Regions from separate parts of the Homo sapiens genome. Here region 2 is linked to region 1. Evidence: chromatin loops called from intact Hi-C (ENCODE). Cell type or tissue: CD14-positive monocyte. All regions are shown on one strand. Each heading gives the region's core, and the rest is flanking DNA. Links, peaks and the distances in the headings are about the cores only.

Region 1 (4,399 bases), core at 167-4,166:
CCCACCTGAGCCAAGAACCAACAACCACAGACAGAATTATACCCACAGAGGCTCCCAGGAAATGCAGCAAAGAGTAGGATCCAGTGTGAGAGGAGGCCTCGAGGTAGAGCCTCCTAAATAAACCATTGGCTTCTCTGGCAGGCTGAAATACATTTAGCTGGGAGGGCATTCCATATAGAAATACAAATTCATGCCAAATCACTTCAGTCACCTTGTGACCTCTATTTCTTAACTGAGACTTTGGGTATATGATACTTGAGTTTCATTGCTGGGCTTTCAAATCCCTTTTCATACTGCAGAAAGCCTAGTGATCTTTCCAGAACTGCATTTTGAAAAGAATATAGCTGTTGCAGCATTGCTTCTGAGACATCTACAGTACCATACTTGGCTGAAGCTCCAAGCCATTTCTTTGATAATTTCAGCTCTACTCTATCTCAGTGTCACTTGTATCCAGCATAGTGCCTGGCACATAGTAAATGCAAAATAAATGTTTTACTGAATGTAAGTGAAGACAGTTCAGGATGTAACTCTTTTCCTTACCTCCCACATGGTGAGTTTTATCAAAACTTTTTGCATTCGGCCTACCTGGAAATAGATGGTCAATTGAGATGAAGACAAGAGAACCCTTGAATGAAATTGAAGCTATTCTTTAAAAATTCATCCTTAGTAATGAGAGTAATAACATGCTGGCTACACAGGATGAGTTAAGCTCCTCCTCACGAATAACAGACATTTATAAAGTCAGTCTAGCTCAGGTTCTGGAGTCACGTGACTTGGGTTCAAATCTTGGGTCTGCCGTTTCCCTGGGCAAGTTACTTAACTGCTTTGTGTCTCAGATTCTAGATAATATCTACCTCACATGGGTTGCTGAGAGGGTGAAAAGAGATAAATGAGATTACATGCCATACTCAGGACAGTCTCTCATACATAGAAAGAGTTTCATAGAGGCTGCCATTAGCATTGCTCTTACTTCTATGTGTGATGGAATTAAAGGTACCCTAGAGTAGAAGTCTCAGCCCTTGCCACCAGGGCCCTGATGAAGTTGAGGATATCAGTCTCTATTTAAAGACAGGGATCCGTGTACACCAGGTGCCAGTCAGCTATAGAGGCACTGTGGCCTTCAGGAGAGCCCTGGAGGCTGTGAAGTTTGGAGAAGGCCTCCCCGAGAAAGGAGGATTTGAGCTCAGTCTTGAAGAGGGACAGGATAAGAAGAGAGAGAGGCTGGGGGAGTTTGGATTGTGTCCAAAAGACACTGGGCCAACAACGTGGGCTGGGCAGAGTCTGTGAAGGGCAGCAGCAGGAGATGAAGCCAGAGGCATGGGCAGGGACAGACACTGGCGGGCCGCAAGCACCCAGCCACGTCCAAGTTTAACTGGTTACCTTTTAGGGATGGGAGCTGACCAGGCGGGTGCCGCTGTACACACATAGCACTTTGGGAAAATGGCCTTTCCATCTGTAGTACCCATGCCAGCAGAGAGAAGGTGACCACGGGAGAATGGCTTACCATGGATGGCAGTAGCCAATAGGGGCGAGGCAGCTGTGGATGCAGGAGCTAGCTGGAAGTGGCCACCCTTGCTGCATGTGGTGGTCTTGCTGACACAGCCACTGCTAGCTTATTTCCAAGTCAGCGATGAGATGGTGGTGTTGCAGGGCTTTTCCGTAGTTCAGCTAAAGATGGGGTCCTTGTCCGTCCCGTGGCCACGAAAACGTAGCCTCGCAGACGGTTTGAAGGGTGAGTTAAACAGGGTTTTACTGGGTGAAAGGAAAAAAATGGGGTGGAGGAGGGGGAAGCAGGATCCTCCGCAAGGCAAGCCGGCTACTTGATTCCCAGGTTCCACACAGGAAGAGGAGGGGCCAGGCTCCTCCCCACTGCAGATGGCATGCATTTCCGGAGGCTCCACCCCAATGTGCAGGCTGGTTGGAGTTTTTCTAGGGACTCCCTCCCACCTGCCTGTCTCATTGGCATTTGAAGCCAGAAGCTAGAAGTCTGGCACATGATGGAAAGCAAGGAGCAGGGCTGTGCTTATGCACGTTTGAAAAGTCGCATGGAGCCATCCGTGACCGTCCTGGACATTTCAGTCCTTGCTTTTTCTTCATGTCACCCTAATAACACCAGGAGGAATGTGGACAGTTTTCATCATAGTTTATTTTTACTCCCTCAGTGCTAATTTCCCCTTTTTTAAATACTTTAGCATGTGAGTTGGGGCAAGGGAGCCAAGGACAGTGAAAAATAGTTTCATCGTGTCCCACTGGCTGTGGTTGGGTGACATGTCCCTCCGGGAACCACACCCTGAATCCTAACAAACACCAGTGCTGATGTTACTGAAGCCCAGGGATGTGAGGGGAGAATGGTGGATGGATTGTTCTAGAACAGTGGATATTGGGCATCAAGAACAAGAGATACTCCCAGGAGGAAGTCGGCTCTCCTTTGAACTTCTACCCATTGCAGACGCACACAGATACCACCCCAGAGAGTAGCTCCTTCCCACAGTCACTGTTGTATTTCACATCTTCTGCTTCCAAAGGAGAACACAGTGGTTCTGTGATGGAATTAGTCCATCCAGAGGACATGGTTTTCCGGGCTCTAGAGTTGGATGGATTTATAGAAGTAAATTACCCTAAACTATTAGAACTGCTCTAGTGCCATGGAGAAGAGCTGACATCACAGGCTCAAATGCTGCTTTCAACTGCAAACAAAACCTGGAGTGTTCTGCTGGGGGGTTTCTGATAGAACCCAGCAACCCGATACATTATAACAATTTATGGCACTAATTGAAACTAATTGAAATTCATCTGCTATTACCTCTGTACTTTCCATGAAAATGAAAAGTAGGATGAAAGTAAAGTAAAAAAAATAAACTACCTTAATGGCTCAAAATGGATCAATTATTTTCATCTTTAGCTAAATACAGTTTACTGCCTTATTAAAAGCATGTTTGTAGGAAAAGTATAACATTAAAATTCCACTGCATGCATCATCGAACAGAGGCTTTGTTATGTTATATCTAATATATTCTTCCCTTTTTATTCAGCAGAGCAGAACGGGACAGGTCACGTTTTGGGCATAGAAATCTTATGCTTTGGCTTCTAAAAAGTAAAAAGCGCATTGTCTGGTTCTATTCGTGGGCTATATATATATATATATATATATATATATACACACACACACACACACATACATATATGTATATACACACACATATATACATATATGTATATATACACATATATACATATATGTATATATATACACGTATATGTGCATATATACATATATATTTCATTAAAATACAAAAGAATAGGTAAATATGCATAGACATAATTTAAAATATATAAACTATAAAATGTAACATACACATATATGTATATGTGTACATATATATATATACACACACATATATAGACAGAATCTTGCTCTGCCATCCAGGCTGGAGTGCAGTGGTGCAATCTAGGCTCACTGCAACCTCTGCCTCTCAGGCTCAAGTGATTCTCCTGCCTCAGCCTCCTGAGAAGCTCAGATTACAGGCATGCACCACCATACCCGGCTAATTTTTGTATTTTTAGTAGAGATGGGGTTTCACCATGTTGGCCAGGCTGGACTCAAACTCCTAACCTCAAGTGATCCTCCCGCCTTCGCCTCCCGAAGTGCTGGGATTACAGGCATGAGCCACCACTCCTGGCCTGTTTTTTAATGAGTGTTTATTTCACAATTTATTAATAATCTGTGATTGCTACTTAAAAATATTTCATTATCTAGTTATTTGCTGAAGATATTTACCCATATAAAATGCCAGTTGGAGTATATTTTAGTAACGTGTTACATATCCATCTGCAAGTGTACTGCAGTGCTATGAGACCTGATTTTGAAATAGACTCACAGGGTTTGAGTCCTGGTGACCCACCTGCTTGCCATGTGACCTGACCTTGAGCTCAAGATTTAACCTCTCTGTACCTTATTTTCTGGATAAAATGATAAACCCTGTCTCACAGGCCTGTTGTGAGGATGAATGAGTCATATGTAACCACTGTATGTCTGTTTTGAAGCAGAAAAAGGAAACATAATTATTCATTAAAATACAAAAGAATAGGTAAATATGCATAGACATAATTTAAAATATATAAACTATAAAATGTAACATATAATTCTTGTTTCTCTGGCCTTAAAAATATAATAACTATGAAGAAAACTTCATGTTAATATTGTGTGCATAAATCCTGAATTTATTTCTTATACTCTTGAGATCTAACTTCATGGCCAGACCACCAGACCAGCAAATCTTTCCCTCCAAGTCCCGATTCTCTCCATGGAGAAGCTTCATCTTTATAGCATTGAGCGTGACCATGAAATGACAGCAGAGCACAATTTCCAGATGTTTTAAAGTCAAGCACTCAGTTCAAA
Region 2 (4,399 bases), core at 280-4,279, 66 kb after region 1:
CTCTGTAAAAGCTTTAGAAAAAAAAAAAAAGGAACACATTAATTAGAAAAGCCTATTTGCTGAAAGAGAATTATTTTTAACATGTATTCATTATTTATTTTTAAAATTATTTTAAACACATTTCAAACATGGTGTGTGTGTTCTGTCCTGGTCAATGATATTTCTACTGAGCACTTGTTCAGAATTTAAAGAGCCATTACTTTAACCAAAGGAATAATAAGGGAGTGAAATATCTTGCTCTATGGAGTTTGCTAGTTCTTGCAGCCTCAGCCTCACAAAAGGTCATTCTCTCTTGCTCCTTTGTCCCCCTGACTCGTGGGGGTTTATATGTGCACATATACACTTTTTTTTTTCTTTTCCTACAGAAAATAGATAGGAAATGGGCATGATTGTGAGTGAGGCTGAGTGGCCGCCTGGCCTAATGCTGGCCTGGGCTCTCTGCAGCCTAATTAAAGGAAAATGGTTGTGCTCTCTATGAAGAGAGAAGCAGAATGAGAGCAGACAGGCACAGGAAGGGAAGCTGAAGCACTAAGAGCTTCCCCTTTTCTGCAGAATTAAATGCTAACCTTGCCTCATACTATTAGTGCTGAACTTATATAACAAATCAATGTAAATAGCTGGCCAACTTCCAGGGCACTAGATTTATTGTGCAAATTCAATTAGTGCAGCCCCTAAGAAACCAGCAATGTGCAAACAAATACTGTAGATGGACTAAAAGGGAAGAGGCAGAGCACTAAGACTCAGTCCTGTACCCTGACGGCAGACATTGCTGTAAGGCACTGCCAAACCCAGCTTCCCACCATGGCAAAGTGTGTGAATGACCCGCGGCTGTGCTTTCAGGATAAACTTAAATAGAAACAAAATTCTTAAGTGTCTAAACATTATGCTATTTCTACAAGAAAACTGGTTCGCTCTGGCAAGTAAGACCAAAAGTCAGACAGGTCAGAAGAAAATTCAGCCTGCTTGGGCTTTAGAATGCCTGGGCCTTAATTCCGGGGCCACTTTTCCCAACTGCCATCTCAATATGTTCAGTGAACAACTGGTTTAACTATTTTGATTTACTTGGCTCACCCAGTGTAGTAAGCAGGCAAAACAGCAAAGAAATAACTCCATTTGGACAGTTTGCATTTAATTTTCATCAATTCAGACACAAAAAAAGTAAGGCCTCAGTTTAACAATTTCCATGCAATTTTTATTTGTTTCCACAGAATTCTTTTTTAAATTAAAAAAGGTCTCACTTTGTTGCCCAGGCTTGAGTTCTGTGGCATGATCATAGCTCACTACAGCCTCAAACTCGGGCTCAAGTGATCCTCCTGCCTCTGCCTCCCAAATAGCTAGGACTACAGGCACGCACCACCACGTCCAGCTAATTTTTATTTTTTAATTTTTGTAGAGACAAGCGTCTCCCTATGTTGCCCAGACTGGTCTCAAGCTCCTGTCCTCAATCCTCCCACTTCAGCTTCCCACAGCACTGAGATTACAGGCATGAGCCAATGTACCTGGCCCATTTCCACATAATTCTTTAGTGAAAGACAAAACTTCAAGAAAGCTAGTTACGATGTCCTCTTACCTTTATTGCTCTATAAAATGGCAGGCAAATTAATTTATGCAGTACTTTCAAATGGAGGAAAAGCATTCCCTGAGGAGAAAAACTGCAGTTATGCCAAAGAAAGACTTTCTTTGAATTAAGCAGCAAACAAAAAAGTATTTTAATATTTTAGTTTCTAATTCACACCAGAAAGGATGTGAAGCAGCCTACACAAACATATGCAATAGGATAATTAAGAACAATAGCAGTAATAATCATTGATACGGAGCCTCTCCCCTGTGCCAGGCATAATGCCACATCTTTTACCTGGAGTGTCTCCTTGAATTCGGATAGTAACTCTTGGAACAAAGGACCATCATTATCCCCGTTTTACAGCTAAGAAGACTGAGACTAAGAGAGACTAACGCTAACTAGCTCCAGATTACATAAGCTGACAAGTGGCAGAGCTGGGGTAAAAAGAAAAAGGACATTAGTAAATGGGAAACTGAGGCCAGGTCAGCAACACGAATCTGAGCTGAGATGGAGAGACCACCAACGCAAGCATCGGTCTTTGTTTAGTCAACTTGCATCCTGAGAATGGATCACCAACTCAGCCCATATGTGTGGCTTCCCACTCCTTAGAGATCAGAGCAAGGAGAGAAATGTTAGCACTGGCTAGATTCGTAATTCATGAATTAACATATTCCATCTTCTAAGCTGTTCCCGGGCTGAGTGTCTGGGATTCAGAAAAACAAATGGACAGCAGACAGATCCTTCAGGTAATTCTTCAACATTCTGAAAACTAAGACTCTGGTTGCAAGGGTGGCAGGGAATTTCTGGTCCCGTCCAGAGCAAATGTGACCTGATGAAGGCACAGAAGGTCAGATTCCATGTTCTTATAGACATCAAAGGACCTAAAGGAAAACTTGTGCTTGCAAGAGAGCTCAGCCTCCCTCCCTCGTCAGGGGAGGTCGTGGGGCCTGTGGGCTGGTCAGGATTTCCCTCCGAGACAGCTCTGGGTGTTCAGCTCACAGACAACACACATCATGCTGGTCCCAGTGGCCTCCAGCAGAGGCAAACCATGCACTTGGAGCAGAGAAAGCCTTGCAAAGCAGTGCCTCCCAGCACCAGTGCTGCCAGGCAAGGGAGCCCAGGGTGTGGGAGGCACCTAGTTTTAAGCAATGTTAACTTCTTCTTTTTTTTTTGAGACAAAGTCTCGCTCTGTCGCCCAGGCTAGAGAGCAGTGGCACAATCTCAGCTCACTGCAACCTCTGCCTCCCGGATTCAAGCAATTCTCCTGCCTCAGCCTCCCAAGTAGCTGGTACTACAGGCATGCACCACCACACCCTGCTAATTTTTGTATTTTTTGTAGAGACGGGGTTTCGCCATCTTGGCCAGGCTGGTCTCGAACTCCTGACCTCAAGTGATCCGCCTGCCTCGGCCTCCCAAAGTGCTGGCATTACAGGCATAAGCCGCTGTGTGTGGCCATAGTGTTAGCCTCTGAATTCCCAGGTAAACCAGGATCATTGGCAAAACAGTGCTCTGTAGCATTAAGAGAGAGGAATTTTACAAGCCATTCAGAAAATAGCTGATTTCTGCTGAAAATTAGAATTTCAGTCTTAGTGCCAATGAATTGTAAGCCGTTTTTCTGCAGAGCAGGAAACATCTGAGGCCAGCTCTGCATTGTGACAATGAGACCACAGCCAAATTATATTTCGAGGCTGCTGCTCTTTCGGTTATGTAAATCATAGCATGTGACAATTACAACTGGTCATCAAAGAACTAGTTGGTTTTGCTTTCAAAATCATTAATCTTACCTTTCTAGATCTGCCTCAAAGCAATCAAAAAATTGACTAGATACGGATTCTTGCAAACTCAGGCTGAACTCAAGGAAATATTCAGTCCGATTTCCATCTCAGTCTTTGGGATTTTTTGTTGCAGGGCATCAGGGCTGTGTCTGCTCGTGTCATGGGGTCTCATTTCCAAGCAAACCCAGGAATAACTAGAAATACTTACTTGTTCCTATTCTTATTTTTGAAAATTGTACTGAAATGCATGAATTTACATTCTTTCATGAGTAGAATAAAATGATCATAACCCTACCTGACAGTGTGAATGCAAATTGTGCCTGTTCTCTGCAGTTAAGCCAGGTCGGGCCAGATGGGAACATGTAGGACTCTGAGGATACAGGGAGTTTCCCACTGGCTTGGAGGTAGAAGTCACACATGGAAAATATTCTGTGGGTTTTTTTCCCCAGAGTGTTCGGTTTTGGAGTAGTTGGAGTCTAGAGTGATAAACATGTTCTAGCTCTGGAAACCTCAACCAAAAACATCTCCCAATTTTCATAAATTTAAGAAAAGATTTTTGTTAAAAGTAGATGCTGTAGAGTCTTCGGGGTATCACAGCTGATAAAACATCCATTCTCTCTTTCCCCTTCAGGAACAGAATTCTGATTTATAAGGAAGTACATCATATCTAAAATAAATGACAGTGGTTCCCAGCCTCCCATGCAACCAAGAAAGCCATATGGCCAACTATTGGCCAATAAGATATAAATGGAAGTGCTTTGTGAAACTTCCAGGAACTCTCCTTAGAAGAAAGGAGATGAGTCCTCTTTTTCCCATACTTCATCCCAGAACATATATGTGATGGCTGGAGCTCAGCAGCCATTTTGAATCATGAGGCCAAGGCCCCTATGAATGTACTCTGCTCTGATGTCCATGGAACCACCCTGGCAGCCCTAGACTCCCCATCTAGACCTTCTCTACCTGAAAAAAGTACACTTCTGCCTTTTGAAAGCCACAGTTACTTTGAAACTTTCTGTAATTTCAATCATATCTAATCCTAGCTAATGTAGGGGATACTTGGGAA

What was found. A loop is a pair of places that touch in the nucleus more often than their neighbours do. Peaks named below come from ENCODE experiments on the same cell type or tissue, not always from the same donor. Only the 100,000 strongest peaks of a DNase experiment are listed, where the experiment ranks them.
Region 2: it touches region 1 in a loop (2.5-fold over the local background); 1 of 110 quality-filtered maps calls a loop at or near these places.

Annotation. Positions count from the first base shown.
Region 1 is chr20:20,265,990-20,270,388 of GRCh38, forward strand. The region is part of intron 21 of CFAP61 (cilia and flagella associated protein 61); the gene reads left to right. CFAP61-AS1 (CFAP61 antisense RNA 1) reads right to left here and starts at 1,848. Exons shown (of 4, transcript NR_183979.1): 1 at 1,505-1,848. RefSeq lists an enhancer at 1,077-1,577. In CD14-positive monocyte, for the core only: no CTCF peak of the experiment used is centred there; a DNase peak (open chromatin) is centred at 2,252; H3K4me3 peaks cover 1,758 bases; H3K27ac peaks cover 2,176 bases.
Region 2 is chr20:20,331,412-20,335,810 of GRCh38, forward strand. All of the region lies in intron 25 of CFAP61 (cilia and flagella associated protein 61), which reads left to right. Among named protein-coding and RNA genes, the nearest start is that of INSM1, 34 kb to the right of the region's middle. RefSeq lists a silencer at 3,136-3,335. In CD14-positive monocyte, for the core only: no CTCF peak of the experiment used is centred there; DNase peaks (open chromatin) are centred at 520 and 2,660; H3K4me3 peaks cover 921 bases; H3K27ac peaks cover 2,514 bases.